2 separate regions of the Homo sapiens genome follow, and region 1 is linked to region 2. A link is a loop called in an ENCODE intact Hi-C map of the cell type or tissue named here. Cell type or tissue: PC-3. All regions are shown on one strand. Each heading gives the region's core, and the rest is flanking DNA. Links, peaks and the distances in the headings are about the cores only.

Region 1 (16,728 bases), core at 3,037-11,036, 170 kb before region 2:
TATAGTATTTTCTGATGGTAGTTTGTATTTCTGTGGGATCGGTGGTGATATCCCCTTTATCATTTTTTATAGCATCTACTTGATTCTTCTCTCTTTTCTTCTTTATTAGTCTTGCTAGTGGTCTACCAATTTTGTTGATCTTTTAAAAAAACCAGCTCCTGGATTCATTAATTTTTTGAAGGGTTTTTTGTGCCTCTATTTCCTTCAGTTCTCCTCTGATCTTAGTTATTTCTTGCCTTCTGCTAGCTTTAGAATGTGTTTGCTCTTGCTTCTCTAGTTCTTTTAATTGTGATGTTAGGGTGTCAATTTTAGATCGTTCCTGCTTTCTCTTGTGGGCATTTAGTGCTATAAATTTCCCTCTACACACTGCTTTAAATGTGTCCCAGAGATTCTGGTATGTTGTGTCTTTGTTCTCGTTGGTTTCAAAGAACATCTTTATTTCTGCCTTCATTTCATTATATACCCACTTTTCATTCAGGAGCAGGTTGTTCAGTTTCCATGCAGTTGAGTGGTTTTGAGTGAGTTTTTAAGTTTTTAAACTCTGAGTTCTAGTTTGATTGCACTGTGGTCTGAGAGATAGTTTGTTATAATTTCTGTTATTTTACATTTGCTGAGGAGTGCTTTACTTCCAACTATGTGGTCAATTTTGGAATAAGTGTGGTGTAGTGTTGAGAAGAATGTATATTCTGTTGATTTGGGGCGGAGAGTTCTGTAGGTGTCTTTTAGGTCCGCTTGGTGCAGAGCTGAGTTCAATTCCTGGATATCCTTGTTAACTTTCTGTCTCGTTGATCTGTCTAATGTTGACAGTGGGGTGTTAAAGTCTCCCATTATTATTGTGTGGGAACTTTCTATTAGATTAGTCATCAAGTTAGAGATTGAAGAGATCATTTATTTCTTCCAAAATAAATGATATCCCTCTAGCGAAAATACAATTTATAAATTAGTATCTACTAACAGTAATCAGATACTTTTAGTATGAAAAGTAATCAGATACGTTTAGTATGAAAAGTAATCAGATTCTTGACCTTAGTCAAATTACTGAGAAGTTAAATGTAAAACTAACCTTAATGTCTAAACACATGCAGACATTATTGCTTTTGTAGAAAATACTTCTAGGCCAGGCAGAAATAATAGGTCTGAAATGTGACAAAACCCATTACCTGACTCCTCTCAGCAGATGGTCAGGAATGCAGAGGTAAAGGCAGGCAATTGCAGGACTATTAGTCTCTCAACATGGCTGGATAGACATCAAATCGATTACAACCCAAGCTAAGCAAATCCATGCCACTTCAATCAGTGCTATTTTCAGTAGCTGTGCAAAAGCTGTTTGATGATGATATGCCAACTTTTAGCTTATTAGGTATGACTATAATTTGCACAAAACAATGTATGATATTGTGCTGAAAACAACACATCTACATGGTAGATCTAAATTTCTGAGATTGGACTGAGATTTCTTTTCATTCCTGTTATTGATCTAATGCCAACCTTCCTGAGTTTCAAGTTTATTTTCTGCCAGTATGTTGCCAAATATCAGGCAGGTTAAGAAGATGATATTTTTCCAAAATTAAGATTCACAGAAAATACGATTCTATAAAACCTCAAATAATAACATTACAATTTATAATACACTATTTACACAAAAGAAGTAGTGTTCATTCAAATTAAAAGAACCTGTCTAAATTTGATAAGAGAAAATGATTTTCAACGGAATGTCTTATAAACTCTTGAATGTGTTTGAGTATATTGCAGCTATCCATTAAGAATAGCAAAAGTTAAAAGATATTGATTTGCTTTTACAAGTAAGGGTTTATTTTCTTTTACTTGGCTTCATAGGCAATGAAATTATGGTCAACTTTGTGCTCTCATGGATTTGGATAGAAAAGAACTTCTGAGTGCCCTTTTCTCACCCTTCACTCTTTCTGCCTCCACTTCTTAATTTGAGTAAGAACCTCTTCTGCTTGACTGTTAGATACAAGTGTTTGTGTTTTTATGCTATGCCATTAAAACATTTTTATTTATCAATTTATTCACTCAAAAATCCATTTTTGCTATTGGGCAACTGTTCTGGGACAGGAAATGCCCTGCTTATCCATAAGGTCTATTTTAGAAGATGCTACAGGATCAGCGCTGGCTACCTAATTTGCAAGTGCAGTGCAAATTGAAAACATGAGGTCCTTTGAACAAAAATTATTGAGATTTTTAAGAACATTAACCAAGGGTAGGGCAATTGTACAGACTGCGTGCCCATCAAGCTGGCCCTGCAGGTGATTTTAGCACTGAGCTTTCTTTATTTTTTTCAGTGTGAAAAAACCTCATGATTTATGTCTGCTTAGAATTTTTTTAAAACTATGGAATAACATCAAAGGACAACAATGCCCTTTACTAATAGTATATATGTTTATATTTATGTACACATTATTTATTTAATTCAGAAGCACATGTTTCCAGGAAGGGTCAGTGATGCTTTTGCATAATGCCGTTATACAAAATTTCTTTTCTTTCTTTCTTTTTTTTTTTTGCTTACAGAACTAAATGCTTCAGAGATAAAGAAGCACAAATGGTGGTCTGTATAATTTGATTCTAGGGTCCCTTCCACATTAAGAATAATTCCTTTCTCTGATATGAATAAATAGCCAATTAAACAAACAACCAACCTACAAGACCTGTGATATTAAGCGTGGAAGTACGGTCAACTATAAACACAGCATAGAAAGATCTTTGTTTCTAGAAACAAATCAAACTCAGAATAAGGTGAATTTAAACTGCATTTATTGATTCAACAAATATTTAATTAAGTCCCTCCAATGTATCAGGCATTCTTCTAGGTGTTGGGAATACAGGTGGGACCAAAACAGACAAAGATGTTTGTCCTCATGGAGCTCAAAATCTAATAATTGATAGCACAAAAAATAATCATGAAGCTGACACCCATGTATAAATTTGTAATCTTTCTTTACTACTTATTTTATGAGAGAGCACTGAATCCTAACCACTAGACCACCAGGGAAACTACTAATTTTAAAAGAAGGTTTTCTTAGAAGGCAAACACTGGGAATCTCTATTCATTTATTCATTCAACAAAAACAAGTTCTGGATCTTAAAATTTAGGATTTGCTCTATAATTATGCAGTCACAATAGTAAACTATATTGTTACTGTAAGAAAAGTAATTTTGACTGCATCCTAGGCTTATCTCACAATTCTGTCTTATTTCACAGTTCTGTCTTATCAATGCCTTCAAAAAGTTTAATTGTCCTATCCAGGGATTGCCAATATGTGACAGTTACACCACTATTTTTCTTTCCTTTGCCCCTGATAAAGGACACTAACAGATTTGATCTCCTTTATCCTCTGAAATTAAAGATAGCTTGGCAAAAATCTGCTAAGGTTAACCTTCAGCCTTCTACAATAAATCCTATAATTGGCTAATAAGGTAAAACCTAATTGCCATTTTTTGCTAAGCCTGGAATTCAAAGCCCACAGTTGATCTCTGAATGGTAGGCATAATATTTAGGAAGAATGATAAATTTATGAACAAGCTGTATTACTGAAGGTAATCTAACTACTATAAATAACAGTTCTAAAATCTTGGCTTAATAAAATGCAGATTAATTTTTTATTCACTTCATAAGCAGCTTGCCAGAGGATTGGGGGTGTGTGGTAGGGCTCTACTCCATGCAGTTACTCAGGGAACTAGTTTGTTTTTTTTGTTTTTTTTTTTTTTCCCCAATGCCACCATTCCCTGTGGCCTTAAAGTCTTCCACTGAATCTTCCTTCTAGAGCTATGGGAATGGGGAAAGAAGAGTATTAAAACCTGGCAAGAGGGCTTTTTAAGTGTCAGGCCTGTAGGTGGAATATTTTATTTTTGCCCGCATTCCATTGGTCAGAACTCAATCATAGGCTCATTCTTCCCAATGCAAGGAATGTTAAGAAATACAACCTGTCTATGTGCCCAAGAAAGAAATGAAATGAGATTTGAGGAATACATTGCATGACTCTACCACATCAGCCTCAAGCAGAGGTAAGATTATGATGTATTATGTCAATGTGAACTTCATTTACTACCAATAAATAATTCTCAGCTTATAGCACCCAGTCACTTAATAATACATTGAATTCAGCATTAGTAACAGTATTGAAAGGAGTTAGCCAGCTTGCTTTGGGCAGACAGTAAGGGAAGGGTCCCTGGAGAACCATCAACCCACCTCAAAAGTGCTTATACCAGGTGTTTTATGCAGATAAGGGAACTTGCACAAAGGGCTTGCCTAAACATGCCCAAAGTGGAAAACTTAGTTCCTTAACACATGCGCAGTAAGAGAAATGAATCAATATGGAGTAGCTCAGTCTAAGGGCCCACATACGCACAGGAAGGATGGTGTGGAGCCACCAGGAACTCACACCATAAGCCCGGGTATTGAACTGTAAAGGGGACAACTGGCAACCTGCTTTTCAGGTCCCCTCTCTTTGCTGAGAGTTTTCCTTTCACTTAATAAATTCTACTCCACCCATTCTCTAGGGTCTGCATGCTTAATTCTTCCTGGTCATGAGACAAGAACTTGGACCTAGCTTAACTAAGGAGTAGAAATCCTGCATTATTTTGGTGGCCCATATGGAGACACCTGGAGGGTGAGTAAATGCAGACCCAAACCTTTCACTCTCATCCCCAAGTCTTTTCATCTTCAACCTTTTTTCTGAAGTTGGCCAAGACCCTCAGACTTTTCTATGGATTTTTCCTTCCTTTCTTCATGGTTGGAAATGGCCCCTATCTTTTCTTTTATAATGTTAAAAGTGCTGCTGCAAACTGCAGAGATATTACTACGTAGAATGAGCATTTGGCCCAGCCATCAGATATGCAATTCAGAACAATGTGATTTCCATCTGTTCCTAAAGGCATCCCCCACCCACACCCCAACAGCCAAGGGTATGCATGCAGGACAGACGGGTGAGCGGCGGCTCCCCAACTGCACCAGGTGGGGTGCATGGCCATGTCTGCCACATGCATATGCTGCATCCAATGACCATGTGGGGCAGGAATGAGACACAGCCACCACTCATCCCCAGGGTGGTCTTGGGGGCCAAGAGCTCCATGCAGCCAGCTGGTCAGTTTTTCCTGCTCACCATCCCCTCCCACCATGTGCCCACAGAGGCTTTCCTTCCCTGGCCAAGCCAAGAAGAGGATAAAACAATTAAGAGTTTCTCTCCCTGTTGGAGGAGCCCATTTGCATAAAGCAAGAGGCTTTTTGTCCCCCAGACATCTTCCCCACACTTAAGCTGTTTTTTCATCTTATTTTGTTTTTCTCTTTTCTCCACCATACCAACCATACCAGGAGTTAGCACATGCACATAGCCCTGTGAATACAGGGAGCTTTTCTATGAGAGAGGTTTTTTTTTTGTTTTTTGTTTTTTTTTTCCCTACCTTAACACTCTGCTTATGATAGGGAAGCAATGGAGGAGTGACCCCATAGGCTGCTGGCTGCAAATTTGGTGACAGCCATCTGTGACATAATCTAAATTAATTCATGTATCCCCTGAGGTACGCTTTTGTCCCAAACTCAATTCCAGGCTTTGGGTTGAAACCATAAGAGGGAAAACTGGATCTAAGGGATGCAGAGGGAGGCAACAACAGAAGATGGGGCACAACGCAGGTGAGCATGACTAATTCTTACTGGATAGGCCCTCCCACTTCATGGTTGAAGGTTATACTTGCATGCATGGCATAGACAAGATCTAGGAACTCAAAAGTTACTCACAGCAGGGAAGAGGCAGTGCATGGGCAAATATGGATAACTCCCACCCCTTAGGCCTCACTGTTAACATGGGTGAAAGCTGTGTTGGCATCCATGGGCAGCACCCTACTGAGGTCACCAGGACTTGGGGATATAAAATGGGAGAAAGAAGGGGGATGCCTCTTCTTCTCTCCCTCACATACTTTGGCTATTTGCTTGGAAGATAAAGGAACTAGGGATTCCTTGTTCCCCTCTTTCTAGATGGTTAGCCAATCATCTTCAGTCTGTATTTTTCTCAAATACCTCATGAATCCCTGGGACTCCTTTGGATAAAACACATTCTTTTTTCTCCTCTGTTTTCCTTTTGCAGATGAATAATTGTGTCCCTGTACCACAGGACACTCCTCCTCAGATGCATACCCAAATTGGGAAAAGTTAATTTCTCTAAACCTTAAACTACTTGGCTTAAAATTGAACTCAGGGGAAGGGAACACAGAAGCCAGACACGCCAGCAAAAGTGTAAAAGTTCTTAACAGTCAGACTTCTGGTCTCCCTCTCCCTGTGCAAACCAGTTGAATGAATAATATAATCACAGTTTATATCCTCTGTAAAGTTTTAATTAATGAAAAAAAGGATTTATGAGGCTAGTCTTAAGCTGTGGTGAATCTGTTGTACTTTGTGCCAAGAATTTGTCTTTCTCTATCTTTCTATCAGAAAGAGGAGTACCTTAGGATAGAATGCATCCCTAGAAACCGATAAGCCCTCTATTCAAGCCAGCCCAGCAAACTGGTCAGTAACAAACTTTGCTGCAGGTCTCCATCTTGTTTTATGTCCTTGGGAGCATAACCTGTAACAACATGGCAGTACTTTGTTTTGGTCTCTGCCATTTTACAATGGTGACCTGGGTTCAATCCTGGCTTAGGGAATGAGTACTTTTTGGTTAATATCTGTGTGACTTTTGTCATTTGCTGATTCTCTTCCCCTGCATGAACAACTTATAGCTTCCTTTCTTAAGTCTTCCTTCCTCTGAAATACCTTTAAATATTCTGGATTTTGTAAAATCTGCTTACCACCTCTTTGAAGGTACCCTGTACACTTGCTGTTAAGTCATAGCCTTAGTTGAGACTTGTTGGTTTCACCTGTGGTTTCTGACTCACAATTTAATATCAGGAAGGAGGCCTGGAGAGGGCCAAATTCTATTGACTGATGTCCAGCCCTTAGAAAACACTTGTTGATCAACAGTTTTGCTGCTCTACTCATTAGGTGTAGCTGTTAGAGAATAAGAAATTGATTAAAATTGCTGGGCAAGAATGTGAAAAATGATTGGCTTACTGTGAGATGCAAGAGAAAAAGATCAGCAGGTGGCAGTGTGTGTGAAAGCTGTTTTCTAAATAAAATAGAAAGCATTTTAAGGCTACTCCCAAGAGAAAAGTAGCTGATGAAAGTCATACATTCCAACACAATGGGCCTGGGGAATAATATTTTTTAGATTAAAAACATTGTTTATTTTTTTCCATTTGCAGTGGAAAAAATCTTGTTTTAAAGAATACATTAAGAGCCCTAAACCACGTTTTCAATTAGGTGGTTTAGAAGACTAGTAGGGAGGCAAAATGTACCAATTTCAGAAACTAATTTTATTCATTCTCAAAATTCCATTATGATAGTACTTTATTATATACTCTGAAATTAAATTTAAAAAAGAAACTCTTTATTAAGAGAGAAATAAAAGAAATCTTACATATACTCACAAATATTTCATTTCCTGAGAAAATACACAATAAAATTTGTGTTTTATTTTTTAGCCAAATAATTTTTCTTTAATTTACATTTATGCAAAGTAGCAAGCCCACAGGTGATCCAATTCTCTCATTTTAAAGAGAAAAAACAGAAGTGAAATGTTTTCTCAAATCACAAAATGAAGTAATACAACTGAAACTCTAGAATGTGAATTCACAGTTCTTTTTACTGAAAATACTAAGCTCAAATGAGATTTTTTTTAAAGTGTTGCTTTGTGTCTATAGTCAGCAGATGATGGATACTAATTATAATTTTACATATTTTAATTTACACATTATTTGCATTCGATTATATTTCAGATACAAACTGTAAATCCAAGCATACAATGTAAAATGAATATTTTCATTAAATCTTCTCCAGTAGAATTTTAAATATAATTGTCTAGACACCTCTGAAAATATGCCACAGATAATTTTATCACAAGAAAAGTGTGACAATTTAAAGTAAAGAGTAAGGCTCTTTTACCCCCTTCTCAGAATTCAGAGCTATGATTCTAAGAGACTTGAATGGTGGGACTCAGTATAGCTATAAGCTATAATCAGGTTTAAAGGGGAAAATCAATATAACAGTTCCTAAAATTAGGGAAACAAATAGTAGTCTTATAAAACAAACAATCTCTGGAGAACAGACGTGAATTATCTGTCAAGCACACAACACATTTTCAGGATAAAATTGTGCAGAATACAATAGTAGAACAGAGTTTCCTCTGGAGTAGTAGCACAAATGAGAACTACAAAGAATTGACAATTTAGCTTGAGCAAATCTGAATCGTATTCAAATGCATTTCCTCTGTTTATAAAAACACATTCCTTACCATTAAGGAGCTCATAGTCTAGTTGGGAGACTAATGTATTTGAAACAGTAATGGATGTTTTCTTCCTTTTCTAGTGTTTTTAACTCTCCCCTCCATTTGTGCAATAATATGATCTTGTAACATACAAGCTTCAAGGAAGATTTATTACTGTAGAGTATGTAAATGTTTTCAAAAGCCTAGCCTGTGAGGGAACTCAGAGCAAAGAAATCCAATGAGTTAGAGCTAAATTCCCTGCCTTCAAGACAGAATATAAATTCCATAGGTTCCAAGGAGGGAAACTTGACTGAACAGGGAGGAAACAGTAGGGGTTGGCAGGGATGAAAGATCTATAGAGCTTAACGTGGGGTAACCAGATCTTCAGGGGTTCTGCTGGGAGGAGTCGAATCAGCCACCTTGCCTCCAGCTCTGGTCCAATTTAGATCACCTTAATCTACAACCTGTCTGATAGCCTCACTGGGCAGCTGCCTACCATTGTGAGAGCTGTGGACTCCACAATTCTGGGGAGTTACTATTCAAATAAATTATAATATGAATGCCACTCCCTGAGGTTTGTCACCATACAGAACAACCCTACAAGTCTCATGGGTGCCAATGTAGCCCTTGAAGATTGCCCAGTTTCTATCCACGGCACATTGCCTATGGTTAAAAATCATGTTATGTGTCCTTTCAGGTGGCATCTGGTGAGCTTTTTCTTTGGTGGCAACCAGCTACACCTCATCCCTTGACCATCCAGTAGGCTGTCTGTGCCCTAAAACTTTATTGACTACTTGAGCCATCATCCAATTTAATTTCAATTCAACATTCAAAGACACATACAGCTATACAATTTTGTAATGCTGTTATAGAATTAAGAATAAGATGGATAAAAATGCATAGGAAGTAACTTTACCTTGTGTTAGTGATAAGAGATTAGGGAAATTTTTAAGAAAAATTGTGGAAAGACCAGGGAAATTTTAAAAATAATTGTCATCTGAATTGAGTTTTCAATCTTCATAAAGTTTTGCAGCTTTCCAGCGTTTAATTCTACAATTAGCAATTGTTATAACCTTTGTATGTGCCAAGCATTGTTCTAAATGTTTTGGAAGAGAATAGTATGAAATAATAACATGTCCTTAAAGAGAAGGGGACAAGTAGTAATTAAAAGTGCAATCTCTGGGGCTGGGTTACCTAGATTTGTATTCTGGCATCCACTTCTTAATAGCTCTGAAATCTTAGGCAAGTTTCATGTCCTCTGTTTGCTTCAGTTTTCTCATGCATAAAATCTAACTACATAAGACATATAAAAAACATGCAAATCAAACTTCTAATGATAAAAACTATCATGTCTAGGATGAAAAATGCATCCAATAAGATAAACAATGAATTGGGCTTTGCCAAATGATATGGTTTCGCTGTGTCCCCACCCAAATCTCATCTTGAATTGTAGCTCCCATAATTCCCATGTGTTTTGGGAGGAAACCAGTGGGATATAATTGAATCATAGGGGCAGTTCCCCCATAATGTTCTCATGGAACTGAATAAGTCTCATGAGACCTGCTGGTTTTATAAGAGGTTTCCCCTTTTGCTTGGGTCTCTAATTCTCTCTTGCCCACTGCCATGTAAGACATGCCTTTTATCTTCTGCCATGATTCTGAGGCCTCCCCAACCATGTAGAACTGTTAGTCCATTAAACCTCTTTTTTTTTCTTTTTTATAAATTACCCAATCTCAAATATGTCTTTATCAGCAGTGTGAAAATGGACTAATGCAGTAAATTGGTACCAGTAGAGTGGGTCACTGCTGTAAAGATACTCAAAAATGTGGACACCACTGTGGAACTGGGTAATATGTGGAGGTTGGAACAGTTTGGAGACCTTAGAAGAAGACAGGAAAATGTGGGAAAGTTTGGAACTTCCTAGAGACTTGTGAAATGACTTTGACAAAAATGCTGATAGTGATATGAAAAATAAGGTCCAGGCTAAGTTGGTCTCAGATGGAGATAAGAAACTTGTTTGGAACTGTAGCAGAGGTGAATTTTGCTACATTTTAGCAAAGAGACTGGCAGCATTTTGTCCCTGCCCTAGAGATTTGTGGAACTTTGAATGTAGGGTATCTGGTGGAAGAAATTTCTAAGCAGCAAAGCCTTCAAGAGGTGACTTGGGTGTTGTTAAAAGCATTCAGTTTTAAAAGGGAAATAGAACAAAAAGTTCAGAAAATTTGCAGCCCGATGATGCAATAGAAAAGAAAAGCCTATTTTTCTAAAGAGAAATTCAAGCCACCTGCAGAAATTTGCATAAGTAACAAGCCAAATGCTAATTGCCAAGCCAATAGGGAAAATGTCTCCAGGGTATGTCAGAGACTTTTGCAGCAGCCCCTCCCATCATAGGCCCAGTGGCCTAGGAGGAAAATATGATTTTGTGGGCCAGGCCCAGGGTCCCCATTCTGTGTGCAGCCTAAGGACTTGGTGCCCTGCTTCCCAGCTGCTCTATCCATGGCTAAAAGGGGCCAAGGTACAGCTCAGGCAGTGGCTTCAGAAGGTGCAAGACACAAGCCTTGGCAGCTTGCGCATGGTATTGAGCCTTTGGGTGTATGTAAGTCAAGAATTGAGGTTTGGGAACCTCCACCTAGATGTCAGAGGATGTATGGAAATGCCTGAATGCCCAGGCAGAAGTTTCCTGCAGGGGTGTGATCCTTAAGGAGAACCTCTGCTAGGGTAGTGCAGAAGGGAAATGTGGTGTCAGAGGCCCCACACAGAGTCCCTACTGGGCCACTGCTGAGCGGAGTTGTGAGAAGAAGGTCACTGTCCTCCAGACCCCAGAATGGCAGATCCACTGACACCTTGTACTGTGCACCTGGAAAAGCTGCAGGCCATGCCACCCATGAAATCCAGGAGGGGGGCTATACTCTGCAAAGCCACAGGGGTGATCTGCCCAAGGCCGTGGGAGCCTACCACTTGCATCAGCATGACCTGGATGTGAGACATGGAGCCAAAGGAGATCATTTTGGAGCTTTAAGATTTGACTGCCTTGCTGGATTCTGGACTTCTGTGGGGCCTTTCACTCCTTCATTTTGGCCAATTTCTCCCATTTGGAATGGGTATATTTATCCAATGTCTGTACCTCCATTGTATCTAGGAAGTAAATAACTTGCTTTTGATTTTACAGGCTCATAGGCAGAAGGGACTTGCCTTGTCTCAGGTGAGACTTTGGAGTGTGGACTTTTGAGTGAATGCTGAAATGAGTTAAGACTTTGAGGTACTGTTGAGAAGGCATGATTGGTTTTGAAATGTGAGGATATGATATTTGGGGAGGGGGCAGGGGCACAATAATATGGTTTGGCTGTGTCCACACCCAAATCTCATCTTGAATTATACTCCCACAATTCTCATGTGTAGGGAGGGACTCAGTGAGAGATAATTAAATCATGGGGACCGTTTCCCCCATACTGTTCTCATGGTAGTGAATAAGTCTCACAAGCTCTGATGGTTTTATAAGAGGTTTCTGCTTTTGTTTCTGTCTCATTCTTTCTTGCCACCACCATGTAAGAAATGCCTCTTGCTACGATTGTGAGGCTTCCCCAACCACGTGCAACTGTGAGTCCATTAAACATATTTTTCTTCCCAATTTCACTCATGTCTTTATCAGCAGCATGAAAATGGACTAATACACCAACAAAAAGAAATTTTAAAAGCAATCCAGAGTATGAATGAAAAATTTTCCAAAGAGATAGATATCATAGAGAAAAACCAATCAGATCTTTTGGAAATAAAATACACACTTAGGGAAATACAAAATACAATGGAAAGTTTCAACAATAAACTAGAATAAGTAGAAGAAAGAATTCTGGAGGTCAAACACAAGGCTTTTGAATTAACCCAATCAGACAAAGATAAAGAAAGAGAGAATCAAAAGAAATGAACAGAGTCTCCAAGAAATATAAGATTATGTAAGATGGTCAAACCTAAGAATAATTGGTGTTCTTGAGGGAGAAGAGTAGTCTAAAAGTTTGGAAAACATATTTGTGGGAATAATTGAAGAAAACTTCCCTGACCTTGCTAGAGATCTACATATCCAAATACAAGAAGTTCAAAGAATGCCTGGGAAATTCATTGCAAAAAGATCATCACTAAGGCAGATGGTCATCAGGCTATCCAAAGTCAACATGAAGGAAAGAATTTTAAGAGATGTGAGACAAAAGCATCAGATAACCTATAAAGGAAAACCTATCAGACTACTAGCAGATTTCTCAGAAACGTTACAGGCAAGAAGGAATTTGGGTACTATCTTTAGCCTCCTCAGATAAAATAATTGTCAGGCAAGAATTTTGAATCCAGCAAAACTAAGCTTTATAAATGAAGGAAAGATAAATTCTTTTTTGGACAAACAAATGCTGAGGGAATTTGCCACTGCCAAACCAGCACTATAAGAAATGCTAAAAGGGGTTCTAAATCTTGAAACAAAAGCTCTAAATCTATAAAATACACCAAAATAGAAGCTCCTTAAAGCATAAATCTCACAGGTCCTATAAAACAATATTATAATGAAAATAACATCAAAGTATCTAAGTAACAACTATTATGATAACTACATTAGTACATCACATTTCAATATTAATGTTGAATGTAAATCGCCTAAAAGTTTCACTTAAAGATACAAAATGGCAGAATGAATAAAAACCACCAACCAGTATCTGCCGTCTTCAGGAGGCACACTTAACGCTAAGGACTGAAATGAACTCAAGATAAAGGGGTGGAAAAAGATACTCCATGCAAATGAAAACCAAAAGCAAGCAGGAGTAGCTATTCTTATATTAGACAAAAGAGACTTTAAAGCAACAATAGTAAAAAAAGACAAAGAAGGACATTGTATAATGACAAAAAGACTAGTCTATCCTAAGTTTATATGCAGCTAACCACTGGATATCCAAGGTTTATAAAACAATTACTACTAAACCTGAGAAATGTGATAGACGTCAACACAGTAATAGTGGGGTTCTTCAATACTCCATTGATAGCACTAGACAGATCATCAAGACAGAATATCAACAAGGAAACAACGGACTTAAACTATACCTTAGAACAAATGGAATTAACAGGTATTTACAGAATGTTCTACCCAACAACAATAGAATATACATTCTTCTCATCAGTACATGAAACATTCTGCAATATAGATTATATGATAGGCCACAAAACAAGTCTCAATAAATTTAAGAAAGTCAACATCCTATCAAGTGTCTTCTCAGACAGTGGAATAAAACTGGAAATCAACTCCAAAAGAAATACTTAAAACTATACAAATACATGGAAATTAAATAATCTCCTCTTGAATATTTGAGTTAAAGAAATCAAGATGGAAATTAGAAAATTCTTTGAAATGAACAATAGTGACACAACTTATTAAAATCTCTGGGATGCAGCAAAAGCAGTGCTAAGTGGAAAGTTAATAGTGTTAAATGCCTACATCAAAAAGTCTGAAAACGCACAAATTGACTACCTAATTTTACACCTCAATGAACCAGAGAAACAAGAACAAACCAAATCCAAACCCAGCAGAAGAAAAGAAATAACAAAGATCAGAGCAAAACTAACTGAAATTGAAACATATATACAAAAGATAAATGAAACAAAAAGCTGGTTCTTTGAAAGAATAAACAAAATTGATAGATGATTAGTGAGATTAACCAAGAAAAGTAGAAAATCAATATAAGCTCGATTAGAAATGAAACTGGAGACATTACAACTGACACCACAGAGATACTAAAGATCATCCAAGGCTACTATGAATATCTCTACATGCACAAACTAGAAAATCTAGAGGACATGGATAGGTTCCCGGAAACATACAATCCTCCTAGATTAAATTAGAAAGAAATAGGAACCCTGAACAGACCCATGACAAGCAGTGAGATCAAATCCATATTTAAAAATTGTCAGTGAAATTGCCCATCAGATGGATTCACAGCTGAATTCTACCAGACATTCAAAGAATAATTGGTACCAGCCGGGTGTGGTGGCTCATGCCTGTAATCCCAGCACTTTGGGAGGCCAAGGCGGGCCGATCACCTGAGGTCAGGAGTTTGACACCAGCCTGACCAACATGGAGAAACCCTGTCTCAACTAAAAATACAAAAAATTAGCTGGGTGTGGTGGCGCATGCCTGTAATCCCAGCTACTTGGGAGGCTGAGGCAAGAGAATCACTTCAACCTGGGAGGTGGAGGTTGCAGTGAGCCGAGATCGTGCCATTGCACTCCAGCCCGGGCAACAAGAGTGAAACTCCGTCTCAAAAAAAAAAAAAAAAAAAGAATTGGTACCAATCCTACTGAAATTATTCCAAAAGATTAAGAAAGAGGAAGTCCTCCCTAAATCATTCTACAAAGCCAATATTACCCCAATACCAAAACAAAGAATGGACATAACAGAAATAGAAAACTGCAGATCAATATCCCTGATGAACATAGATGCAAAAATCCTCAAGAAAATATTAGCTAACCAAATTCAACAGCAAACTAAAAAGACAATCAAATAGATTTCATCCCAGGAATGCAGAGATAGTTTAATATATGCAAGTCAATAAATGTGATACATCACATAAACAGAATTAAAACCAACCATAAGATCATCTCAATAGACACACAAAAAATTGATAAAATACAGCATCTCTTTGATATAAAATCCTCAACAAAATAAGCATAGAATGGACTTACTTCAAAGTAATAATAGCTATATATGACTAACCCACAGCCAACATCATGCTGAATGGGGGAAAATTGAAAGCATTCCCTATGAGAACTGGAACATGACAAGGATGCCCACTTTCACCACTTGTATTCAACATAGTACTGGAAGCCTTAGCCAGAGCAATCAGACAAGAGAAAGAAATAAAGGGCATCCAAATTGGAAAAGAGGGAGTCAAACTGTCACTGTTCATTAATAATATGATTGTACACCTAGAAAGCCCTAAAGAGTCATCAAAAAAGCTCCTAGATTTGACAAACTAATTCAGTAGTCTCAGGATACAAAATCAATGTGCACAAATTAATAGCACTGCTATACACTGACAACAACCAAGCTGAGAATCAGTAAATAATTCAATCCCTTTTACAACAGCTGCCAAAAATAAAATACTTAGGAATGCACTTACCCATTGAGATGAAAAATCTCTACAAGGACTGCTGAAAGAAATCACAGAGGACAGAAACAACACATCCCATGCCCATGGTTAGAAATAATCAATACTGTGAAAATGACCATACTGCCAAATCAATCTATAAATTCAATGCAATTTCCATCAAAATGCCACCATCATTCTTCATAGAACTAGAAAAAACAATCCTAAAACTCATATGTAAACTAAAAAGAGCCTGCATATCCCAAGTAATGCTAAGCAAAAACAACAGATATGGAGGCATCACTCTATCTGACTTCAAATTATACTCCAAGGCTATAGTTACCAAACAGCATGCTACTGGTATAAAAATAGGCACATGGATAAATGAAACAGAATATAGAACCCAGAATTAATGCCAAATACTTATAGCCAACAGATATTTGACAAAGCATACAAAAACATAAAGTGAGGAAAGATACCCTATTCAATAAATGATTCTGGGACAACTGGCAAGCCACATGTAGAATAATAAAACTGGATCCTCGTCTCTCATCTCATGCAAACATCAACTCAAGATGAATGAAAGTCTTTTACTTAAGACATGAAACCATAAAAATCCTAGATAATAAAATCAGAAAGACTCTTCTGGACATTGGCTTAGGCAAATAATTCGTGGTTAAAATCCCACAAGCATACGCAACAAAAAGAAAAATAAATAAATGGGACCTAATTAATCTAAAAAGCATCTTCACAGCAAATAAAATAATCAGTAGTGTAAACAGACAACCCGCAGATTGAGAGAAAATATTCACTTTTTATGCATCGGACGAAGGACTAGAATGCAGAATCTACAAGGAACTCAAACACACCAGCAAGAAAAAAACAAATAATCCCATCAAAAGTGGGCAAAGGACATGAATAGAGATTTCTCAAAAGAAGATATGCAAACAGCTAACAAACATACAAAAAATGTTCAACTCATCATCCGGGAAATGCAAATTAAAATCATAATAAGATACCACCTTACTCCTGAAAGAATGGCCATAATTAAAAAGTCAAGAAAACAATAGATGTTGGCATGGATGTTGTGAAAAGGGTACACTTTTACACTGCTGGTGGGAATATAAATTAGTATAACCACTAAGGAAAACAGTATGGAGATTCCTTAAAGAATTATAAGTAGAACTATTGTGTGATCCAGCAATCCCACCACCGGGTATCTACCAAAAGGAAAAGAAGTCATTACATGGAAATAGATACATAAACACACGTTTACAGCAGCACAATTAGCAATTGCAAAA
Region 2 (16,728 bases), core at 3,732-11,731:
AAATACTACAATAAATATGGTGCTTTACCTTGAAAAAGACCTGAAGTTTGCAGAAGGGTTGCAGCTTATGAGTTATTATGAAATGGCAGAAGGAAGGTTATCTGAAGTGGATCTGCAAGTTCTAACACCAGATGTGGGTGGGCGTGGCTCATAATACACATAGTGAAATGAGGTAAGGGGTAGATGTTAATATGTGAGATGTGTGTATGTGTGTGTTTTATAAATTCCTATGCAGCTGGGTTCAACTGGCTACAGTTGACTGCAGTCTCTCACAAACAAAATTGTGCAGAAGCAAAGGCAAAATTTGTGTCATGCTTCAAATGCTCCTTAATATATCAATTGTGTTGGAACAATTTCAAGTTCTGCACTATAGACAAACTTACTGTATACTGTAAGTCCCAAAGGAAAATTTTTGTTTTACTGATGGGGGTATTTCATTAAGACTTAAGAGAATGCATCCCTGAACTAACCATTTAAACAAAATGGGAAAAAACAAGTTGTTGATTAATACTCAGAATTACATTTATGTACACTAAATTTATATAGAAGGACAGAGACAGAGTGGGGCTTTTTAATATTATTTTAGGCTGGGCATGGTGGCTCATGCCTGTAATGTAGCACTCTGGGAGGCCGAGAGGAGCAGATCACCTGAGGCCAGGAGTTCAAGACCAGCCTGGCCAACATGGTGAAACCCCATCTCTGCTAAAAATACAAAAATTAGCCAGGCGTGGTGGTGGGTGCCTGTAATCCCAGCTGTTCAGGAGGCTGAGGTAGGAGAACTGCTTGAGTCCAGGAGGCGGAGGTTGCAGTGAGCAGAGATCATGCCATTGCACTCCAGCCTGGGCAACATAGCAAGACTCCATCTCAGAAAAAATAAAATAAAACAAAATAATATTATTTTATCATTACTGAGAAGCGATTGTTCATCAAATAATTTTTTCACAGTATAGGCGAAAATTATTTTTTTCACATATAGGAAAAAATTATTAACTCATCTTTAGTTCCAGAAGATACATATCTCTTCTTTTCATATTCTGAGTTGATGTTGTTAAGATTTTTTTATGGTCCAGTTTTCAGCTTTGTCAGTGTCTTATGCCCTGGTAGCTTGCATTTCACATGAATCTAGGCACTCACAAACTTCTGACACTGATCATTAAGAGAAACATACTGACTTCTGGTCCCACTTAGACATTCCTTATGTTGGTGACTATGGACCATATGGCTTAGAAAGATCATTTACCATTTCAAGGCTTCTCCTAATGTAAGGAAGAGTAAAACTAGGTTTTAACCTTCCTACCAAAATCCTTATAATAGGAACTGTGGACTTCAAATTGCAATCCATTTGTACAGAATGTAAAAGCTAAAACTTTACCTTCATATGGTATTTTACAAGTTTGCCAAGTTCTTTCACAACTATTACCTCATTTAATTTAATGTAATTACATCTCCCTGTATCAATGCACACTGTGAATCATTTTCCTGTTTATTCAATTTTTTTCCATCCATGTTATTTGAAATCTTTCCAGCTTACTTTTGGAAAGCAAGACTTAACCCAGCATTTCCAGAAAAGTGTTACATTGAGTGCTTGAAGAGATCAGTTACAGCTAGCATATGTAAAGCACCTGGGGAAACCCTCTGCAGCAGAATTAAAATTGATGACGCATCAGTCAAGCCATTCAACTGGTGAGCTCCTCAATTACTTAGAACACATAAGTCCTTTGTGTTTGTTTGGTTTTTATTCTGGAAAGAAACACTTGTTTCAAGACAGTCTATCAAAGGAGGCCACAGGGGAAAAATCGAATCAGGTCATGTTGAGAGGGACTAGAACTTCACTCCTCTGCTTTCCGCAAAGAGGGGTTTATCCTAAATACGTCCAGCTTCTTGTGCACAAAGATGGAGTGAGTTACCTGACAGGTGAGTTTCAGAAAGGAACTGGAAACAAGTATCCCAGCTCTTTCTGCCATCCACCCTTGTGATCCAGCTAACTACAGAGAGCAGACATTCAGTTGTGTTATCCCAAGCCTCATGTATTAGAGGGCAGACTCTGCCTCTGCCTCTACCTACGATTGGGAAGTTGAATTCAAGACAGTGTTTAGAATATGATGCCTTGAGCCAGGAACATTAAGAGATAGATGTGGAGTGCAATTTGGGTAGCAAAACTAAAATTGAATCTTGAGGGACTGGAAGAGATCAGGCTGTGTCTTTTGTTGACCTCGGTGGTTTGCAAGGGCTTGTATTGCATTATACAACTGGTTTTCACAGCTGTTGTTGTGCATATAATCAGTGCAGCCTAAGCAGCAGCTTTAAACCTGGGGCTTTAAAAGGATGGGTCACTAGAGGATTTTGAATTTGTCGGGGACCTGTAGCTTATGGTGGCTTGTTCACGGGTGTGTGGCTATTTTTATATAGGGAGAAGCTGTTTTTCCACAAGCAAGCCTTCCCAGGCTTTAAATAAAGCCACATGGGCCAAAAAGACTTGTGGAAGCTGGCTGCTACATCAGGACCTTAAACTACCCACTGTGTGTGACAAGAGGTGAAGCAGTTTTTGTTGATTTTTCTATATTTCTAAACCATGTATGTAGGCATTGTCTTCAAAGTGCACAGGCATCTAAGTTCTATGAGTGCTTCAGAGCACATGTGTGTGAGGTCCTAACTTTACATATTTTGTACCAGACCAACTGTCTTGAAGAACACATGGAGATACCCATTCTCACTAAACCTCCCTAAGGCTTCAAATTTCAAAAATTATCAAAAACACTTTGAGTTCAAAAATTTACTGAGGGTGTCTCTCCAGCTGGACTGGTTATGAGTAGGAGGAAGAGTTCCGAGGACTAACCAATTTTATAGCAAGACCAGTGGATCCACCACCATGGCAGAGGAGAAAGTGGATAACATGTTACTAGACAGAATCCACACTACACCACCATCAGGATGCCTGAAACACATGGCCAGATAAGAATGCAGAAGCTCTTGCAAATTCCTAAGCTTACCCAGCATGTCTCAAATATCCTTTTGTAGCAGAGACCATGTGCATAGATGGATTTTTCTTCAAGATCTGGTAGTTCTCTAGTGCCAGAGGTAACGTCTTTATGGCCAATTCTCCCAGTTGAATGCAAGGTCTCCAATCATTGACTCTAAAAAACTGGCATACAGTGGCATCCTGATTAAACCAAAATCAAGACTGTCTATCCTATTCCCAGATCTCATTAAATGTCTTTTATAATCTTTGGCATCACTAAATACTGAGTTTCCCTGGGAAAACTGTTCCAGAGGCTGGAGATTCATTTTTTCTCAATCTGATGTGAGTGAGGCCAGTGTCATAATAATCTTGTAAACCCCCTTCAAAATAATGAGGCACATCAAAAATTTGGCATTGAATTCATGCAACTTCTGAAGCTGTGAAAGAACTACACCCATTCTGTGAGAAATAATCCAAGCTGCAGCTGCTGAAGGAAACTCATCCTCCCCAGCCACCAAGAATTCTCTGCTGACACTGATCAGAATGAGAAATTGGAAGCGATGTTTTTATCACTAATTTTTTTGAAATAACAAAAGTGAAATATATGTGTGTCTGGTTTTTAATTCATTTGAACTATACCATTTAAGAGTTTAAATTTGCTCTTTTATTACTGTTGAAGGATTTAATAATGGGCAGAGATTTATATAACAGTTTAGGACATCTAGTTTTGGCATACTATTATTGGGATGGCCTCATGTAGTCATTAAATATCATTGCAAAATTTCTAATAAGCTTGGACAATTTAGATGGATATCATTTGGATTGAGAAGAGAAAGGAGAGAGAATTTTCAGCTCTAGTATAGACTGACCTTTTTGGATATTTCCAAGAGAAAATGTTGTCTCTATCACCAGTGGTCCCAGGCAGAGCCACCAGAAGTCAGATATCAGTGGTAACCATCTGCTTTCTACAGACCTGATGATTAGGTTCCATAATATAAGAAAACAAGCACCTGGAGAATATTTTGGGGGCTGGGGGTAAGGACAGTTATTTGCTTTTTCTCAGTTTTCTGTAATGGGGTTTTCCCAAGGTTTCTCACCCTAGAAACGTGGAGTCAGTTACTTAATTGATAAGTTTGGGAGAGGAACTAAGTAGGCATAGCTCAGCCCTTTTTTGTTGTTGGAGTCTCACTCTGTCACCCAGGCTGGAGTGCAGTGGCGCAATCTCGGCTCACTGCAAAGCTCCGCCTCCAGGGTTCATGCCATTCTCCTGCCTCAGCCTCCCGAGTAGCTGGGACTACAGGCACCCGCCACCAAGCCCGGCTAATTTTTTTGTATTTTTAGTAGAGACAGGGTTTCACCGTGTTAGCCAGGATGGTCTCGATCTCCTGACCTCGTGATCCGCCCGCCTCAGCCTCCCAAAGTGCTGGGATTACAGGCCTGAGCCACCGCACCCGGCCAGCTCAGCCCTTTTCCCTCCACATTTCTGAGGGAGCCAGCTACCCTGAAAGTGTATACATGTTCCACCTAGCCTTTAGCTATAGCGGAGGCAGACTGTCACCCAGGAGATTCCAAGTTTACTCTGGCTGGGCCTGCAGTTTGTTATTAGGATGCCCATTATTGCCACATCCATAAGGCACATTCTCCAATATTAGTTTTTTATCAATCATAAGGAATAAAGGGATATGTTGATCTCTCTAATCTCCATCTATCTTGCCTCATACATACAGATAATGTTGGAGTGTGTGTGTGTGTGTGTGTGTGTGAGAGAGAGAGAGAGAGAGATCAGCTTAGACAGGGAAACCAAGGCTGTCGTTTATTGGGCTTGTTTAAGGGTGTACAAGGCAAAAGAAGAGGACTTCCTAACAATACTTAGTCCAGCGAGGTAATAAAAGCCTAGATCCAAGGTTTGAGAGCCATGGAGCTATACCAAAGGGAGCTACTGAAAAACATTGCTTCCCTCAATTTATCAAATGAGAAAATATGAGCAAAAAAGAACAGTTCCAAGTTTAGTATTTCCAATTTCACATCCACTGTGGTTTTAAGTTTATATAGTGGACCCCATGGAATTATTTGAGCATCTGAGCTTAAGAAGCCAAGAATACAATGTGCCTTAAAGCAGGAATTGAGTCATATAAAAGGCATGAAGAAATCAAAAGCAAAAGCACAGCTGTAGGGTGTTGGCAGTGACAATCTGTACACAACATTGGAAGATGAGCTACCTCTTCCTTTCTCCCCCATCATCACACATTCAGCATCTCTTGTCAGGCTGAAACATGCAGTATGGTCATTTGAAGGGAGCAATGTGTAGAATTAGAAGTCAGAGCGCTGGTGCAGGGTATTTCCCCAATAGTATTTAATGAATCTTATAAAGTCCATTTTCATGACCACATTGACAGACCATGGCAACAGTTTTGTTGGTCTTTATAATTTAGGGCATTTTTTTTGTATGTCACTCAACAATCCTCTGATATGAACAAAAGAGACACTATTCTTTCCTATAAGATAAAAACAAATAAAAAACTGAAGCTTGGATAAACCATATCTATGGTTTACCCAAGATAAAGTCATTAGCCAACAACTTAGGAACAGATCAGAACCAGAATGCTAACTGCCCCCCACCTTCCAATTCAATATTATTTTCTGTAATCTATGTTTTATACAGCTGGCAAATTAAAATAGAGGTATTTTCTCAGTAAAAATTCAGTCCAGGTTTGACAGTTCCCCTTCTAATCTACTGTATGGACTATTTAGCCAACTGTCCTGTGCTAGGAAAGTACTCCCCAGCATGGACAAGGATATAACCCCGTTTGATTTCATTTATATCCCAAAGTGGAGTTAAATAAACAGAAAGACATGATCTACATTAATGAAAAAAGATAGATGGAAATTTTTTGTGTGTTTTAGAGCCACTTAAATGTTGCCAGTCTCAAATTATCTGTACAAGATTTAAAGTATGGAGTTGAAAAACATAACAACAGTGAAAAAAATCGGAATATACTGACTCCTCCCCTTCTCCCACCACCAATAACTACCTAACTTACAAAACTGCTCCTAAAGATAATCATACAAACAAGCTATAAACGCTGAATTAACACCGAAAATTAAAGTAGGGTAAGACAGAGAATAAAAAGATACTCTCTGACATGACTTCTTAAAGTTGTAATTAGACATATGTGAGTGTGTGAAATACACACACCACACACACACACCCCATGCACCACCCCAGTGACCAAATTCTTGTTTAATCATCAAGTACAACCCAGACTTGATTAGTTACCTAGGGTAGAGGAAACTCAAAAGACTTGAGGAGCTAGACTCTTTCAGATAATTTTGTCTGAAACTTTTTAGTGTTCCTTTCACTAAGGGAAGACAAATCAGAAACCCTTTTCCCCAACTCTTATATTTTTGAAGTAATACGTAGTAGGACAAAAATCTCTCAGGAAGCTAACTCTTCTATCAGGGATCAAAAATGAGAACATCCAGGTTTTGTATAATTCACATCTATTACACAACTAGGATTCTTTATGTCTCCCATATATTTATTCCTCTCACTCAACTACTGACAATCTTCTTTCATCTCATTACCTCATGGTCAGCTGAAAAGACAATGGTTAATTTGCAGAAATATTTTGACTCGACCCATGCTGACTATGTTTCATCCTTAGATAATTGCCTCCACAAAGATGCACTTGCCATTGAGTATGAGCTATAGACTAAAGGCCGTTATTCATAATTGAGGTTGACGCTTAACACAACCTCTCACCAACATAACATTTACTTTACACTCAGAGTAACAAAAAGGAAGGTCACAGGCTTAGTTTACCTGCACCTCAGCCACCTGAATATATTTGTGACCTTTGATTCACTGAAACATTATTTTTCAGAGAGCAAAATCATACAAAATGATCTTCATTTTCACTAACCCTTATAATTAAAAACTACCAAAGACAGAATAATATCCTTATACCAAACTTAAAACAACAGAAGTCTAGCAAAAACACAGCACACGTATTAAAGCCAGCTTATATCTCATAAGAAAGTCATTTACCCTCACAATTTTGTTTAGTAAGAAATATTGACAATTTTTTCCTAATAGAATGGGTATGAACCTTTACTGAAATAAAAGACTAGGATTTTATTTGAATCAACTTTTGTAGCTTACCTAAGCTATTCCTATTTACTTCCTACATAAGCGAAAGAAAATGAATAAATTGTATCCGGATACTCACAGCAGAGATCTCAGTTCTAGTCCCTAACATCAGACGTCGCGGCTGCAGACTGAAAATGTTACTGTAAGGAAGTACTTGTATTTTTCTAGCAAAGTAGCACCCTCTAGTGGCTTTTCAAAAATATGAAGGAGTACACGCCAAACGTGACATAATTTGTTTACTATCAAATTATGCAGTGTCAAAACACTCAGGTGAGAACAAAACCTTGCCCTTGGCATAACGGGAAGCATATTCCAACCTTGTTCTGTGTTGTTCTAGGGAGGCAAAGATGGTTAATCATCCTATTGCACATCTACAGTGTGCCTCTGAGAAAAATATGCCCTTCCCTGATAATAGTTTATTATTTTTCCATTATTAGTATTATGGTGCTATTACTATCATTATTGCTATTAATATTAATAGAAAATTACCATTTACTGAGTATTTACTACATGCCAGAAAATGTATTCATTGTTTTACATTCTTTACCCCATTTAAAATTCACTATGAGTATATAACCTAGTCTTTATCCTCATCTGGTTTTATTGATTAAATAGTCGAGGCCCATATGTGTAGTATGAGTTGCCTAAGAGAATAAGAAAAACTAAGATTCAAACATATCTTTATAAATTTGCAAGAACTCTCACAAGCCTGATTTCAACAAGCAGAAATTATCAATAGTTTTTACATGTATCCAGCCTCAAAGTATAAATCCAAAGAAATAATTCAATAACAATGAAATTAACTGGAAAATTTTAGCTAACACTTAGTTAAAATTTTAATTTAAGTTTGGGTTATAAATACAACCATTTCCCATAGTAAGTAAAAGTTAAATACCGATTCTTAGACAGCAAGGCAATAGTCTCTAGGAAGCCAGTTTAGTTCCCCCTGGCTCAGTCATGGTATTTTATTAAAATCGAGAGAGGTATATTTGTTCAGGTAGGCATTCAACAGACATTCATTGAATGCCTCTAGGAACTCTAGTTTTGATTGCCAGTGATCCAAGACCTTTGCACAAAGCAAGTGCTGTGTGAATACCAAGGAAGACCCCTGAGCTAAAAAGTATATATTTTTTATGGCTTCAAAATGTATATATTCCATTTTAAATGTCATTTGTCTGATCCCAGCAAATAAACACTTTTGATATTTACATAAGGTTTGAAGGAACTTAGAGACACAAACAGAAAAGAATATTTATTAAGTATCTGCCAGGTGCTAGTTAGTAGTCTATGCCCTTTACATATATCACTATGGCAGAGACTGCTAACTGTTCACCAACCATTTCCTCTTCTTATTAAGCACATAGCCAGACTACATTTACAGCCAACATTGACTCAAGTATGACCATGTAACGGGATTCTAATCAGAATCCAGTACTGTGAGCAAAAGCAATGTGTACCACTTCCATGCATCGCCCATGACAAACCTCCCTTTCAGGATCTTTCATGTTCTTTTGCCCTTCTGGATGACTGGAATGGATATATCCCACAGGCAACCTTGGAAGCCACATACTGCAGACAGCAGAGCCACAAGATGGAAAGAGGCAGCTTCGTCTCTGAGTCACTGTTTGGAATAAATGTACCTGACAATTAAGAGCATCTGTTTTGTAGTTTAGGTAAGAAGTAAACTTCCATAAATTTTGAGTTATTATATAGTTTTGCATTTGACTATTGGTTACAACAATAAGAATTACATTAATGCGATGATCTCATTTAATCTTCACAGCAAACTTAATAAGTTTATTGTAGGCTTATCCCTCATTTCACAGATTAAAAAAGTGAGGTATAAATAGTTTAATAACTAGCCCAAGTATTCACAACTAGTGGAATTCAAAGCTTGATCAAACCCAGATCTACCTTACTCCAAAATACATGCTCTTTTCTCTTTCTTATGCCAACAGTCCATCCTGTTGCCTCTTTTTTCTAGCAATCTTGCCACCTCAGCCCCTCAAGTAGCTGGGACTACAGACATGTTGCCTGGCTAATTGTTTAAAAATTTTTTAGTGATGGGATCTCACTATATTGCCCAGGCTGATCTTGAACTGGCCTCAAGCAATCCTCCTGCTTTGGCCTGCCAAAGTGCTGGGATTACAGGTGTGAGCCATCATACACAGCCCCACTGCTTATGAAACTAGCATGTTCCTTTGTATTAGTCAACTAATACATTGCTATAACAAATGACCCCCAAATCTGAGCTGTCTATTTTTATTTATTATTTCTCATTAATGCCTGTCAGCCTCAATTCACATTAATTCACACTGAAAGTCTTCTTCATCCTGGTACCCAAACTGAAGCAGCAGCCCTTATTTTTATCACATGGCAGAGGAAGGAGAATAATGAGAGAACTACATGATGGTTCTTAAAGCTTCTATCAGAAAGTAGTCCATGTTACCTCCACTCACATTTCATTGGCCTAGCAAGTCATTTGACCAAATCTGATATCAACAGAGCCAGGAAGCATAATCCTCTTACAGAAGAGTGGAAAAATAATTTAGAAAAAGAGTATGTTCAACCATACCTTCACTCTTGGAAACTAAAAGTTAAGAGAAATGTTATGAGAAAGTTAGAAACAATTAAGAGAAAATAAGTTGTGATCAAACTATTAAAAAGAGTAAGAGAGGCAAAATATCAACGAGATGATATGTTCTCCTTTAATCACCAGCAAAAAAAAGTAATAAAGCTAAGAATTAAAAGATATGACACGAATCCAACTTACACACCTGAACAGAAGTTAGATTTCTGAGTCATCTCAATGGCTGCTTAAAACACACACACACACACACACACACACACACACACACATACACTCTCTTAGCTATTTTAAACTATATGTCGTAGACTAACTCAATGTCAACAAAGAGAATATGGTATTAAATACACAAAACAAGTAGCCAAAGATGTGTTTGGCAATTAAGAAATACCAATGAGAATGGGAAAATGAGATAAAAAGTACACAACTTTCCTTATAAAGCCACAGACAAGCACATATGAGTTCAGTTCTGGCAGATGACATTCGCTAGTCATTTCTTTATCTCACAGATCTAGACCTACTTCTTTTAAGTATGGTCAATCTGTCTCGGGTTATAAGTGGCTTTATTAAATCAGACATATTGATCCAAATCTTTCATCTCAAATCTTTAAAATATTTGATGCAATTTGCAGGCAATAATAGCCAGTCAAACACAGAAGAGGCATTGTCTAATTCTGATTAACTCATCTCTGTTGCCTTATAAAACAAGTTGATCTGAGCATCACTATCTTCTCTGAAATCATCTTGCTTATTCTAGTTGCACTGAACAGTTGATAAATGGATGAGTGAATGAACAAAACGAAAATTCTCCACTTCCCAGCATTTTTTACTTATATACTTAATACTTAGGAAGTTCTAAAGTGAAACTCAGTGTCATACGTTCTTTCAAACACAGTAAAGAAATTCATGACACCTATATCGTGAAAACATTAGTGAGCCAGAACTAAACATTAATTTCTAATAAATGGATAGAAATAAGCAATAAATCAACAATTGAACAGTCAAATTGCTGAATTGTCAAATACGGCAATCATTTGTGGAACACCTATGGATTAGGTGCAATTATATTTTTAATGTGTATACTCACCGTCAGACTGAAGCATCCTGAAAGCAAAGCCCATGTCTGTTTCACTTTACATATTCTTAGGACTTAGCCTAGAAGCTACCACCAGAAAGAGCTCAATGACTGCTGAACAGGATAAATGAATGTAAGAATGGCTCTATGACTACTGATTTCACATAATTTACCTTTGTTAGTCTTCAGAATGTCTCTGGAGAAGGGTTTCTTGATCCCAATTTTAGTAATGAAGGAACTGAGGCTAGAGGAGTAAGATGAGTTGACTAAGTTTTCATAACTAATAAGCAGAATCAAAGTGAAAAAAATAGTAGGTAAATATATAGTTTTTTGCCAGAAATAAGTGGCTGACTTAATAAAAGCAGTCTTACTAGATTGGTTAAGGTAGAAAGCAAGATAAAGGACACACAATAGTGAGTCTATATAAAATGGAGCCAGATATTCAATGAATCTTTTCTGTAATGAATAATGGAAGCTTACCATAAAAACAATGTACAGCGAGTGGGATTACAAATATATTTATAGAACTAAGAATGTATGTATGATTAAAGGCAGCAGATACAGGTCCTGACAATGTCAGAAATTATAGGAATTAGAGAATTAAATTTTTATAGAAATAAGACGTATCATTAAAGATGTTTCTTTAGACCACAGAGAAGTGCATGTGTCAGATATGTCACATGTACAAACTTGCTGCTACATACCAGGCAATGGCAAGATTAGGTCCCTTAGTTCTGCATCTAGAGCTCTGATTTTCCCATTGGTTTGTGTGTGCCTTCTTGTGACACATTAGAGTAAGGGCTTAATAATTGCCTCAAAATGATAAAGAGGAAAATAAAGTGAAAAATATTAAATAGTTACCTTACCTTGGCTATACAAACGTCTTCCCAGATTATCTAAATAGTCCACAAAAGACAGTTCTTTATGGATAAATTCTAGCTAAGAAATACAAATGGAATGATAGAATTAAAGGATAACCCTTTTGCAACCCTAATGAAATAATCCATCTAGATAATAATTAACGGCTACTAAAGCCATTACCTGAAGGACTGGTGGGAAAGTTGTGATGGATGGATCAGCTGACATCATCTGAACCCACTGATCAATCTTAACATCACAAAAAGAGACAACCAGACATTATGAGCCTTCTGATGTGATTCAATAAGAAGTACAGAGCAGCACTAATGAAATGTTCTTACCAAAAGGCAAACAAGAATCTGATCAAGCCTCTAGGTCTAACTACTCTTTTACAGAAAATCCAGAGGATGAGAGAAACATGCTAAATTAAGCCTCCTATAATGCAAGCAGCTAAAATCAGGATGTGGGAAATTCTAAAAACAAGTGACCTGTTTCCTTCAACAAGTAAATGGCAAGGGAAAAAAATAAACAAGAAGGAAGAACTGTTAGTAAAAAGTCATAATGTGCTCTTCCAGCGTATAAGAAAAAAAGCACACCAAGCAATGTGGATCTTGTTTGGGACCTGATTCAAAATGATACTAATTGATGGAACTAGAGGACACTATTCTCTGTGAATTAACTCAGAAACAGAAAGTGAAATACTGCGTGTTCTCACTTATAAGTGGCAGCTAAACAATGGGCATACAAAGTCAAATTAAAGACACTAGAGACTACAAAATGTAGGAAGGTAGGAAGAGGGTAAGGGTTGAAAAAGTACCTATTGGATACAATGTTCACTATTGAAGTGATGGGTACAGTAAAAGCCCAGACTTCACCACTACACAATATATGCATGTAAGGAACTTGCACTTGTACCCTGTAAATACATTTAATATGTTAATTAATTATTTTTTAAATGATAACTGTAAACAGACATTTATGAGATAATCAGAGAAATTTAGATACTAAATGGATAGTTGGTGATATTAAGAAATGATTGTTAATGTGAGAGGTATAATTATGTTAAAAATAGTCCTTATTTTTCACAAAAAGTGCTATCTGAATTTTAACAGATGAAATAATATGCCATCTGAGATTTGCTTCAGTATCTGTCGTGGGAGGGAAGTATAAGGAATATTGTTGGAACAAAATTGGTTGTATGTTGGTAATTTTTGAAGTTGGGTGATTAGTTGTTTTTACTATTCTCTGTACTGTTTTTATTTGAAATTTCCATAATGAATGATAGAGATCACCTAATAAATTTTATAGAGAATCTGATATCTCCATATGATAAACTGAACTTCTTTCAATGTGTTGTGAAGGAACAAGGTGTAGCATTATAGTAACTTGTTGAGTCCCCATCCCTAGAAATCCAGACTTAGATTCATGAACCATCTCGCTAGAAGAGTGAAAGACATTTCTTAGGGCCGGGCGCAGTGGCTCACGCCTGTAATCCCGGCACTTTGGGAGGCCGAGGGGGTGGGGGGTGGGGGGGGGGGGGGGCAGATCGCAAAGTCAGGTGTTCGAGACCAGCCCTGCCAATATAGTGAAACCCCGTTTCTACTAAAAATACAAAAATTAGCCTGGTGTGGTGGCGCACAACTGTAGTCCCAGCTACTTGAGAGGCTGAGGCAAAAGAATCACTTGAACCGGGGAGGCAGAGGTTGCAGTGAGCTGAGATCGCACGACTGCACTCCTGTCTGGGCAACAGAGCGAGACTCTGTCTCAAAAAAAAAACAAAAAACAAAAAACATATTTCTTTATTTAAATGACATTTCTTTCTTTAAAACAATACCCAGAGAGTAATGTTTTATGACTAAGCTCCTCTTGTCACTGATACACTGGCTGATTCGGATCTTCTGAAAACCGTCTTGACTTTCCTGAGTCTTATGTAGACTGCCACCTTTCATCTACCTCTGTCTATCTCTTGGCTGTCATTCTGGCCTCCCTTTTGACAATAATACTTGGAGTATCTATGTCACAGAATCTGTGCTCATGATGAGGATAGCATTGTCTTATTTGAACGGTCATTGGCTTGACCTACCTAACCTGCCTAAATATTGCTGACCTCTGAGACTTTCCAAATAAAACCTGCCTACCAAGAGTCAGGATTACTTTTTTTTTTCTTACTGCTCTTTGCCTAATTCTGCAATCTTGCCACCAATTTCTATCACTAGTGATTTTTAGTGGTTAACTATTTTTCCAGATCTATTAATTACATACCTTTGCATATAAATGTTCTGAATATTGAACAGAAGCAGAGATAGATTCTACCTTTTGGAAGAGTGAGCAAATAAAAAGGCACGACTTCATTATCACATTTCTTACTTGTCTTGTAGCCAAAAAGCAACCACTTGTGCTGCTTTTGTAGGGGAGTTGGTGTGGGGAGGTACCCGCTCCCCTTGCCGCAAACTCATGACCTATTGTCATTGTAACCCTGAAAAACAGTTCAAAACTAAGCACTATAAACCTATTACAACTACCTTGGTGCCATCCAGACGTGTGGGAGACTCTAGGAAGCATTTGGTCACGGTGGTGATGATGATGTACTACAAACCTAACTGTTTTGCCACCACCATTGTCACCCAATTCTTCTGTATATCATTTCCATTAACTTCAAGGGGATCAATATGAGGAAAATGATGCCCCCAAGATTTTGCCCTCTGTTTTTTCAAGAATGTTTAATTTAGCATGACTGGCAATGGACTTCAGTGGGAAGGCCCTTTTGACTCTAGGGAAAGGTAACAGTTCACCTGTTCATATTCTTCATCTGCAGTAGGAAGTATCAGGAAGAAATTGCTCAGCCAATTTGGCAGCCACAGATACACAGGGCTTCCTTTCATGCAAGCCTTGGAACTGAAATACTTTTTTTACTTGGCAAATACTGTAATGCTGCATATACCTGAAAGAGCCTTTGGGAGGCTTGTAAACCAGATATTGGGATAGATAATATGGTATGTTGTAACATTGAAAAGGAAATTATAGCTTAAATTTCATAGGAAATTGGTTGTTCAAATCCACTATTATAAAAACCTGGAGAACACCAACAGATTCACAATTTCTTAGGCTGCAAGTCAAATGAGACATGAAGTTGAAGAGACCATAAAGAAAATAGCTGAAATTTATACCTCTGGTTCTATATCAACTTGTATTTTTCCTGGGTAGGAATATTTACAAAGTAGGATTGATTAAGTTATCTTGGAAGAAATACTGTGTAATTTATAAGCATATATCACATTTAGGTTTTTTTTAAATTATACTTTAAGTTCTAGGGTACATGTGCACAACGTGCAGGTTTGTTACATATGTATACATGTGCCATGTTGGTGTGCTGCACCCATTAACTCATCATTTACATTACGTATGGCTCCTAATGCTATCCCTCCTCCCTCCTCCCTCCCCCCACCCCACAACAGGCCCCAGTGTGTGATGTTCCCCTTCCTGTGTCCATGTGTTCTCATTGTTCAATTCCCACCTATGAGTGAGAACATGTGGTGTTTGGTTTTTTGTCCTTGCGATAGTTTGCTGAGAATGGTTTCCAGCTTCATCCATGTCCCTACAAAGGACCTGAACTCATCCTTTTTTATGGCTGCATAGTATTGCATGGTAGATATGTGCCACATTTTCTTAATCCAGTCTATCATTGATGGACATTTGGGTTGGTTCCAAGTCTTTGCTATTGTGAATACTGCCGCAATAAACATACGTGTGCATGTGTCTTTATAGCAGCATGATTTATAATCCTTTGGGTATATATCCAGTAATGAGATGGCTGGTTCAAATGGTATTTCTAGTTCTAGATCCTTGAAGAATTACCACACTGTCTTCCACAATGGTTGAACTAGTTTACAGTCCCACCAACGGTGTAAAAGTGCTCCTATTTCTCCACATCCTCTCCAGCACCTGTTGTTTCCTGACTTTTGAATGATCACCATTCTAACTGGTGTGAGATGGTATCTCACTGTGATTTTGATTTGCATTTCTCTGATGGCCAGTGATGATGAGCATTTCTTCATGTGTCTGTTGGCTGTGTAAAGGTCTTCTTTTGAGAAGTGTCTGCTCATATCCTTTGCTCACTTTTTGATGGGGTTGTTTGTTTTTTCCTTGTACATTTGTTTGAGTTCTTTGTACATTCTGGATATTAGCCCTTTGTCAGATGAGTAGATTGCAAAAATTTTTTCCCATTCTGTAAGTTGCCTGTTCACTCTGATGGTAGTTTCTTTTGCTGTGCATAAGCTCTTTAGTTTAATTAGATCTCACCCCAAATCAACAGAATATACATTCTTCTCAGCACCACATTGCACTTATTCCAAAATTGACCACATAGTTGGAAGTAAAGCACTTCTCAGCAAATGTAAAAGAACAGAAATTATAACAAACTGTCTCTCAGACCACAGTGCAATCAAACTAGAACTCAGGATTAAGAAATTCACTCAAAACCGCTCAACTACATGGAAACTGAACAACCTGCTCCTGAATGACTACTGGGTACATAACGAAATGAAGGCAGAAATAAAGATGTTCTTTGAAACCAATGAGAACAAAGACATAACATACCAGCATCTCTGGGACATATTTAAAGCAGTGTGTAGAGGGAAATTTATAGCACTAAATGCCCACAAGAGAAAGCAGGAAAGATCTAAAATTGACACCCTAACATCACAATTAAAAGAACTAGAGAAGCAAGAGCAAACACATTCAAAAGCTAGCAGAAGGCAAGAAATAACTAAGATCAGAGCAGAACTGAAGGAAATAGAGACACAAAAAACCCTTCAAAAAATTAATGAATCCAGGAGCTGATTTTTTGAAATGATCAACAAAATTGACAGACCACTAGCAAGACTAATAAAGACGAAAAGAGAGAAGAATCAAATAGACGCAATAAAAAATGATAAAGTGGATATCACCACCGATCCCACAGAAATACAAACTACCATCAGAGAATACTATAAACACCTCTACGCAAATAAACTAGAAAATCTAGAAGAAATGGATAAATTCCTGGACACATACACCCTCCCAAGACTAAACCAAGAAGAAGACCTGAATAGACCAATAAC

What was found. A loop is a pair of places that touch in the nucleus more often than their neighbours do. Peaks named below come from ENCODE experiments on the same cell type or tissue, not always from the same donor. Only the 100,000 strongest peaks of a DNase experiment are listed, where the experiment ranks them.
Region 1: a loop joins it to region 2, with 9 times the contacts of the local background. A loop is called at or near these places in 4 of 110 quality-filtered maps.

What each region holds. Positions count from the first base shown.
Region 1 is chr4:85,308,768-85,325,495 of GRCh38, reverse strand. No RefSeq gene overlaps it. Among named protein-coding and RNA genes, the nearest start is that of ARHGAP24, 160 kb to the left of the region's middle. RefSeq lists an enhancer at 3,720-4,919. In PC-3, for the core only: a CTCF peak has its summit at 7,092 (motif pointing right); no DNase peak of the experiment used is centred there.
Region 2 is chr4:85,138,232-85,154,959 of GRCh38, reverse strand. No RefSeq gene overlaps it. Among named protein-coding and RNA genes, the nearest start is that of WDFY3, 180 kb to the right of the region's middle. In PC-3, for the core only: a CTCF peak has its summit at 7,299 (motif pointing left); a DNase peak (open chromatin) is centred at 7,259; H3K27me3 peaks cover 52 bases.